Linked DNA regions of Homo sapiens: region 2 is linked to region 1. The links are chromatin contacts, found by Hi-C or POLR2A ChIA-PET in ENCODE. All regions are on one chromosome and are shown on one strand. Each heading gives the region's core, a stretch centred on a gene start or an enhancer-like site at or near the end of the contact. The rest is flanking DNA. Distances are from core to core; before and after follow the strand shown. Region 1 holds the start of EGR1 (early growth response 1). Region 2 holds the start of CXXC5 (CXXC finger protein 5).

The links. Hi-C counts contacts between places; a loop is a spot of excess contacts on that map. ChIA-PET counts read pairs that join two places held with the same protein, here RNA polymerase II (POLR2A). Pooled maps may share reads with other maps.
Region 2: a pooled map shows a loop between it and region 1 (6-fold over the local background). The contact joins the promoter of CXXC5 here to the promoter of EGR1 in region 1. A Hi-C loop is called at or near these places in 1 of 37 single-sample maps with no recorded cell type and 5 of 50 pooled maps. POLR2A ChIA-PET finds 5 or more read pairs at or near these places in 1 of 52 experiments (GM10248).

The regions. Positions count from the first base shown.
Region 1 is chr5:138,463,245-138,467,200 of GRCh38, forward strand. It overlaps EGR1 (early growth response 1), which reads left to right and starts at 2,235. Exons shown (of 2, transcript NM_001964.3): 1 at 2,235-2,824; 2 at 3,513-3,956. The coding sequence starts at 2,518. RefSeq lists silencers at 839-1,108, 1,429-1,828, 1,839-2,188, 2,279-2,488 and enhancers at 1,021-2,220, 1,293-2,133, 2,134-2,973.
Region 2 is chr5:139,646,073-139,649,845 of GRCh38, forward strand. CXXC5 (CXXC finger protein 5) reads left to right here and starts at 2,277. Exons shown (of 3, transcript NM_016463.9): 1 at 2,277-2,773. It overlaps CXXC5-AS1 (CXXC5 antisense RNA 1), which reads right to left and starts at 3,656. Exons shown (of 2, transcript NR_149086.1): 1 at 3,263-3,656; 2 at 2,927-3,109. RefSeq lists silencers at 2,205-3,334, 3,535-3,704.

The sequences.
Region 1 (3,956 bases), core at 985-3,484:
GCAGGCACCTGTAGTCCAAGCTACTCGAGAGGAGGAGGCTGGAGGATCACTTGAGCCTGGGAGGCGGAGGTTGCAGTGAGCTCGCGCCACTGCACTCCAACCTGGGTGCCAGCGTGAGACCCCGTCTCAGAAAGAATAAAAACATTAAAAAAAAAATTTGGCTAAGGTACCCTACCAGGGAGTGGCAAAATGGACATTCAGACACAAGGCCATCTGCGCTGCAACAGCCTGGCCTTCCTGCCCTTGCGGCAGGAGTCCTCTGAGAGGCGCATCACTCCTGCCCCAATGGACAACTCGGTAGACAGTGGGAGTGAGCCCCCCACCTCCCCAGCGGACTTGAGACGGCAGGCTCCGAGACGAGGGAGTCCTGGTTCATTAAGTTGGTTTTTATAAGAAAACATGTTTGGAGGGGGGACAGCCACAGAGGGATTAAGTCCAAGAAAGTTACACCCTCCCCCACCTAATCCCCCTGACCCCGACCTCCAGAGGCTGTTGGGGTTCACAGAGGCCCTCACCTCCTCCCTTCCCTCTCGGTGTCGTCAAGCACCCTCCTTCCCCACATTCTCTTTCTGCTTTCTTTTTAAATCCAGAAAAAACAGCACCTCCTCTGGATTCAGAGCTAGAGCAGGAGGAGCCTTCCCTTCCCGGAATCCCTGTTCCCTTTGGGGTGAGCAACTGACTGCGTCGTGGGGGCGGGGAGGGCTTCCCTGTTCGCGTTCGGCCCCAGGGAGACCTGCGGGAATCGTTCTCCCTCGCCACCACCCACCCCCTGCTTCCTTCTCCCCCTCGCCTTGGCCAGGCTCGGGGTGAGGAGTGTTATCCCGGAGTCTGGGCGCCTCGGCAGTGACGGCTCCCCAGGGACTGCAGGGGGAGCCCGGGCTGCAGCGCCTGCTCAGTTCGTGCTCACTGCGTCGAAGGCTCCCCCGGCCTGGCTCCGCGCCCAGCGCCGCATCCGGGAGGAGGAGCGAGGAGGCGGCGGAAGAGCCCGCGCGGCCGGAGTCCGGGGCTGGGAGTGGAGAGGGAACCTCCAGGGGGCAGCACCGAGCCGCCAAGCCGGTCCTCTCTTCGCGCCCAGCCCGGGGTCCCCAGACAGCCCATAGGGAAGCCCCTCTTTCGGATTCCCGCAGTGTGGGCCGGCCCTCCACCTGGACTGGATAAAGGGGGGAAAGTGACCCCTCACCACAAGGACCATTATCTCCTGGTGAGAACAAGAATCAGGCCTCTCTTGGGGCAATCAGCTTCCCCACTTCGGTCCCCCAAAGGTGGGCTCTTTGCCGGCGGGGACTAGGGAACAGCCTTTCGGTTCCGGGGGAGCACAGGGGACCCCAGGCACCAGCAGCCCCATCCCACCGACAGGTGGCAGAGGCAAGGCAGCTCACTGCTATACAGTGTCCCAAGAACCAAGTGGCCGTGACTTCCTATCCTCAATTTCCCAGCGACACCCGGAAAGACACCGTGCCATAGATCGAGGCCCGGGGTCAAGGCCCCGCCTCTCCTGGGCGGCCCCTGCCCAGGCGGGCCCAGCCGCTCCTCCCCCGCACTCCCGGTTCGCTCTCACGGTCCCTGAGGTGGGCGGGCGGGCCCTGGATGACAGCGATAGAACCCCGGCCCGACTCGCCCTCGCCCCCGCTCTGGGTCTGGGCTTCCCCAGCCTAGTTCACGCCTAGGAGCCGCCTGAGCAGCCGCGCGCCCAGCGCCACACGCCACGAGCCCTCCCCGCCTGGGCGTCCCCGGATCCCGCGAGCGCTCGGGCTCCCGGCTTGGAACCAGGGAGGAGGGAGGGAGCGAGGGAGCAACCAGCTGCGACCCGGAAATGCCATATAAGGAGCAGGAAGGATCCCCCGCCGGAACAACCCTTATTTGGGCAGCACCTTATTTGGAGTGGCCCGATATGGCCCGGCCGCTTCCGGCTCTGGGAGGAGGGAAGAAGGCGGAGGGAGGGGCAACGCGGGAACTCCGGAGCTGCGCGGGTCCCGGAGGCCCCGGCGGCGGCTAGAGCTCTAGGCTTCCCCGAAGCCTGGGCGCCTGGGATGCGGGCGCGGGCGCGGGCCCTAGGGTGCAGGATGGAGGTGCCGGGCGCTGTCGGATGGGGGGCTTCACGTCACTCCGGGTCCTCCCGGCCGGTCCTGCCATATTAGGGCTTCCTGCTTCCCATATATGGCCATGTACGTCACGACGGAGGCGGACCCGTGCCGTTCCAGACCCTTCAAATAGAGGCGGATCCGGGGAGTCGCGAGAGATCCCAGCGCGCAGAACTTGGGGAGCCGCCGCCGCCATCCGCCGCCGCAGCCAGCTTCCGCCGCCGCAGGACCGGCCCCTGCCCCAGCCTCCGCAGCCGCGGCGCGTCCACGCCCGCCCGCGCCCAGGGCGAGTCGGGGTCGCCGCCTGCACGCTTCTCAGTGTTCCCCGCGCCCCGCATGTAACCCGGCCAGGCCCCCGCAACTGTGTCCCCTGCAGCTCCAGCCCCGGGCTGCACCCCCCCGCCCCGACACCAGCTCTCCAGCCTGCTCGTCCAGGATGGCCGCGGCCAAGGCCGAGATGCAGCTGATGTCCCCGCTGCAGATCTCTGACCCGTTCGGATCCTTTCCTCACTCGCCCACCATGGACAACTACCCTAAGCTGGAGGAGATGATGCTGCTGAGCAACGGGGCTCCCCAGTTCCTCGGCGCCGCCGGGGCCCCAGAGGGCAGCGGCAGCAACAGCAGCAGCAGCAGCAGCGGGGGCGGTGGAGGCGGCGGGGGCGGCAGCAACAGCAGCAGCAGCAGCAGCACCTTCAACCCTCAGGCGGACACGGGCGAGCAGCCCTACGAGCACCTGACCGCAGGTAAGCAGTGGCCTACGCCGAGGGGGAACCCTTTCGCCACCATCCTGGCGTCCTGTCCTTCACCGCAGGAGTGCTCCTGGATCTTAGAATGAGAGCCGGGTTTCCCTTTCATTCCTCGCATCCCCAGAGTCATGTGTTAGAGGGATGCCAAGGAACCCCACACAGCCCACCCCCTGCCCTCATCCCTAGCGGAGCGCAGAGGACCGAGCTTTTGTTTTGGATGGAGAGCTCTGGAGCTGCGTGGGTGGGTGGAGGGGGAGGGCTTGTTTTGATGAGCGGGGCTGCGCCCCCCACCTCCAGTAAGACTTGCCTTGCCTTGCTTGCCGCCTGTCCCCAAGGAAGGACCGTGATCCTTGGCCGTGGATGTCCCGGCAGCCCGGGTTTGGGGGCGCGCACTAGCCGCGGCCATGGGGGTGCTGGCGGGAATCCCTCGCCCGCACAGCCGCCGCTGCGGAGCGCTGCGAGCTGCAGTGGAGGGGGATTCTCCGTATTTGCGTCAGCTGTTGTTGAAATGGGCTCTGCCACTGGTGCGGGTCCAGGAACATTGCAATGTGCTGCTATCAATTATTAACTACCTCGGGAGTCAATGGTAGCCGGCCCGGTCTCTTGCCTGGCAGCTCGGGTCGTCCTCGTCCTCCAGTGATTGCTTTCCAGTAACCAGGCCTCCCGCTTCTCTCTCTCCTGCCAGAGTCTTTTCCTGACATCTCTCTGAACAACGAGAAGGTGCTGGTGGAGACCAGTTACCCCAGCCAAACCACTCGACTGCCCCCCATCACCTATACTGGCCGCTTTTCCCTGGAGCCTGCACCCAACAGTGGCAACACCTTGTGGCCCGAGCCCCTCTTCAGCTTGGTCAGTGGCCTAGTGAGCATGACCAACCCACCGGCCTCCTCGTCCTCAGCACCATCTCCAGCGGCCTCCTCCGCCTCCGCCTCCCAGAGCCCACCCCTGAGCTGCGCAGTGCCATCCAACGACAGCAGTCCCATTTACTCAGCGGCACCCACCTTCCCCACGCCGAACACTGACATTTTCCCTGAGCCACAAAGCCAGGCCTTCCCGGGCTCGGCAGGGACAGCGCTCCAGTACCCGCCTCCTGCCTACCCTGCCGCCAAGGGTGGCTTCCAGGTTCCCA
Region 2 (3,773 bases), core at 1,027-3,526, 1.2 Mb after region 1:
CAGTCTAGGTCTCCCTCCCAAGGTGTTAATTTCCAGCAAGGGAAAACTCCAAGATCCACCCCCTAAACTGGGCCAGACAAGTCAACACCCCTTCCCTGAGGAAGCCATCACCACTGGGACCACCTGGCCTTCCTCCATTGCAGCCTGTGGATCCCTGGCCTCCCGCCTGAGTTGGGGGTGGGGGTGGAGGCATAAGTCTGAAAAAAAAGTGGGTAATAGTCAGCAGTTCCCTAAAGTAGAATTACTACCCACCCTCTGCCATGGACCCCAGCATAAAGCTTTTTGTGGGGCGTGCATGACCTGACTCTGTACTGGCGTTAGGCTTCAGGAGATCTGTGGAATAGAGTTTGACTTCATGGATCCTAACCCTCTGAGACCTGCTGCTGACTCCCAGGGAGCAGGTCCTCCCTCACAGTCTGTGCCTCAGCTTCCCCAGAAAAGGTAGATGGAGGTGAGTTAAATGCTTGGAGATCCTACACCTGGGCTTTTGCTTCCTTTTTCCTTGCACGGTCAGTGCCCAACACAGTGCCTGACATTCACACTGAGGCCCAGCATACCTATCTTTAAGCAGTTTGGAAGTGATCTTCTGGGGGTGATGGGCGTCTTAAAACGGTTTCCATAGCAAGCACCTTACTTTTACTCACATGGGATGTTTGTTTGGAGGGGGGCATTAAAAGGACTGCTGGCAAGGAGGAGAGAGACTAAACGCCTCCCCAAGGGAGCCATTTCTTGGCATAGTAGTTAAGGGAGACCACTTCTCAGCATTCGGAAGGAACTGGTTGGGAGCAGGTGTCCACGATGTCTGGGGAGGGGTCACTTCGTGTGGTCTTGGATATCAGGAGTGGCAGAGAGGCAACACATTCCAGATGAGCTCTGCCCTTTGACACCTCCCCCCACCCCACCCCGGCTGGGTCAAGGCCCCAAGGCCACATATAGAAGGCGTGGAAGGTGGGCACCAGCTGCTGCTGCCAGGAGATCCATGCTCCATAAGCCCTCGCGCCAGCCTCGGAGACAGCCAGGCTGCGCAGAGCAGAGGAGAGGAAGCAGCGAGGTGGGAGACAGTTTCGCTTCTCCCACCGAGGCCGCGCCTGTGGCTGCAGGCGCCCGGATCGCCACAGTTAACTCCCTGTTATCTGGGCCCCAATCGATCTCAGGCTGTAACGTTTAACCCTAGGCTGACTTCCCCAACCGCCCTCCCCCTCTCCCTCCCCTGCTTGGGTCTGGGGACTGCGTTTTCTTCGCCTCGCAGAGGAAGGTCGGCCTTGCACAAATCCGCCCCCACGAATCCCAAAGAATTGGAGAAAACTTCCACTTTGGGATTATATGCAGTTGGGATTATATGAGCCCGGGGCTTGCACCATGGGTACGTGAGGTGAAGACATCTGCAGCAGCAGGATTAATTAGCCTAAGATGGGCATATGGAGGCCACTGATGGAGTGAAAGCGGGATATGCGGGCCCAACTCTGTCCCCACTGGGCGCCTACTCTGGCAAGGCTGAGTTTTCCTTCTGTCTTTCAATCAGTACCTATTGAGCGCTGCTGTTCCAAGCATTGTTTCGGGTTTTGAGTGCGTAGGCCATGGTCTCAGGGCACCAAATGTACGTAGTCGTTTTAGCCCCGGGACTCAAGAGTTGAGGCTGATGCCTGCCTGAGAGATAAAATATCCTTTCTCGGATCAGTTTCCTCACCTGAGAAATGGGAACGGGAATCTCCGCCCCTTTTCTCCCGGGGCCCTAGTGCCCACTGAATCCATTAAGGAGCTCTTGGAAGGGTGGGGTCTTGGAACACGCGTCTACCTCCCAGGACCCTCGACTAGGAATCTCTGGCCCGCCGCGCACCTGAGCTGGGGGGCGCGGCCAAATTCTCCCTCCCGGTCCTCGAAGCTTCTGGCCCCGCTCTAGAGGGGGCAGAAAGATAGCAGATTTCCCCGGAGGTGCGTCTCTAAACCCAGACCGCCTCACCAAAGCGGGGAGGTCGTCCTTTTTTTTTTTTTTTTGTAAAGTTGCGGGAAATAGGCGAAGACGGGGCGCGCAAGGGAGCTGAGCCTGGGTGGACCGCGTCAGGGCGCGGGGAGCTCGAGGCGCAGCGGCTGCAGCTCCGGCCTCAGAGCCCGCGGCGTCCAAGTGGCCCGAGCTGCGCTGGGAGGGAGGCGGCGGGAGGAGGGAGGGGAGCCGAGGTGGAGGGGGTTGGGGGGAGGAGGGAGCGGCGAGTCCGGTCCGGGTTTTGCCGGCAGCCCCCGGGCAGCGTTCATAGCTCCTGCCCGGGCGGGCGCGCGGCGGCGGCGGCAGAGGCGGCTGAGCCTGAGCGGGGATGTAGAGGCGGCGGCAGCAGAGGCGGCACTGGCGGCAAGAGCAGACGCCCGAGCCGAGCGAGAAGAGCGGCAGAGCCTTATCCCCTGAAGCCGGGCCCCGCGTCCCAGCCCTGCCCAGCCCGCGCCCAGCCATGCGCGCCGCCTGCTGAGTCCGGGCGCCGCACGCTGAGCCCTCCGCCCGCGAGCCGCGCTCAGCTCGGGGGTGATTAGTTGCTTTTTGTTGTTTTTTAATTTGGGCCGCGGGGAGGGGGAGGAGGGGCAGGTGCTGCAGGCTCCCCCCCCTCCCCGCCTCGGGCCAGCCGCGGCGGCGCGACTCGGGCTCCGGACCCGGGCACTGCTGGCGGCTGGAGCGGAGCGCACCGCGGCGGTGGTGCCCAGAGCGGAGCGCAGCTCCCTGCCCCGCCCCTCCCCCTCGGCCTCGCGGCGACGGCGGCGGTGGCGGCTTGGACGACTCGGAGAGCCGGTAGGTGTCGGGCCACGGCCCTCCCTCGACCCCCCCCGGAGGCCGGCCCCCTCCCCTTCCCCGCCTACCTCCCTCTCCTCCCCCGGGGTTCGGTGCGCGGCCGGGGCCGGAGTTCGCTGCAAGTCGGCGGAAAGTTTGGCTGCGCGGGTTCCCCCGAAGTTCAGGTGCGGAGAGCCGGGGACGGGGAAGGAGGGGTCCGTATTTGGGAGGGGCGGGGGGCGCCCGCACCGTAAGCCGCGGAGCCCCGGAGCCTGGGAGACCTAGCGCCGGTGATCGCTTGGTGGCCGCTGCTATACCCAAGCCTCCCTAAGCCGCAGTATGCTCGGTCGCAGATCACTGAGTTCAGACAAAAAGAGGGGTTTTAGGGTCTGGGACGGCGGCTTGGGCGCCGTGGAGTGGGGCTGGGACGCTCCTTGCGGGGTGCCGCCCCCCTCCCCCCCACTACTCCAGTTCGCGGGCGCTGGGGCAGCGGGCGCCCGGGGTCCTCACCTCTTGGCGTTGGGCGGGCGCTCAGCCTGCGGGGGCGGCTGCTTGTAGATCTCTGGCGCGCACTCCCCCCATCAGACCCCGCTCGCAGCCCTGTGTTGAGGGGCGACGTTAACTGCTCTGGGCGCCCTCGACCACGCGTGGCTGAGCCTCCCCCACCACTTGGAAGAAGCGGCGGCTACTTCTGCATTTTTCCTCCGGCTCCTCGCCCCCGCTGCCCGCGGGGTGCCCGGCGGGCTGATGAAGTTTGACCTTTTTTTTCCATCAAAGTATCTCCCCCACCACCACGGTGCCCCGCGGCCCCTCCCTCCCTCCTTTCCCAGCCTTGGGGAGTCTTTTGAGCTGTCTCCCGAGCCCCGCGTGGGCCACGCAGCGTGCAGAGCCTGGGAGGGAGAATGGGGGTGTTCCTCTAGCTGCGGAACTGTGGGGGGCGTACGTCCCCGGCGCCTGCCACGCTGCACTGGCCCCAAATTTACCCATGAAGTTCGGCCCGACCCCCCTCCCCTTCGCTTCC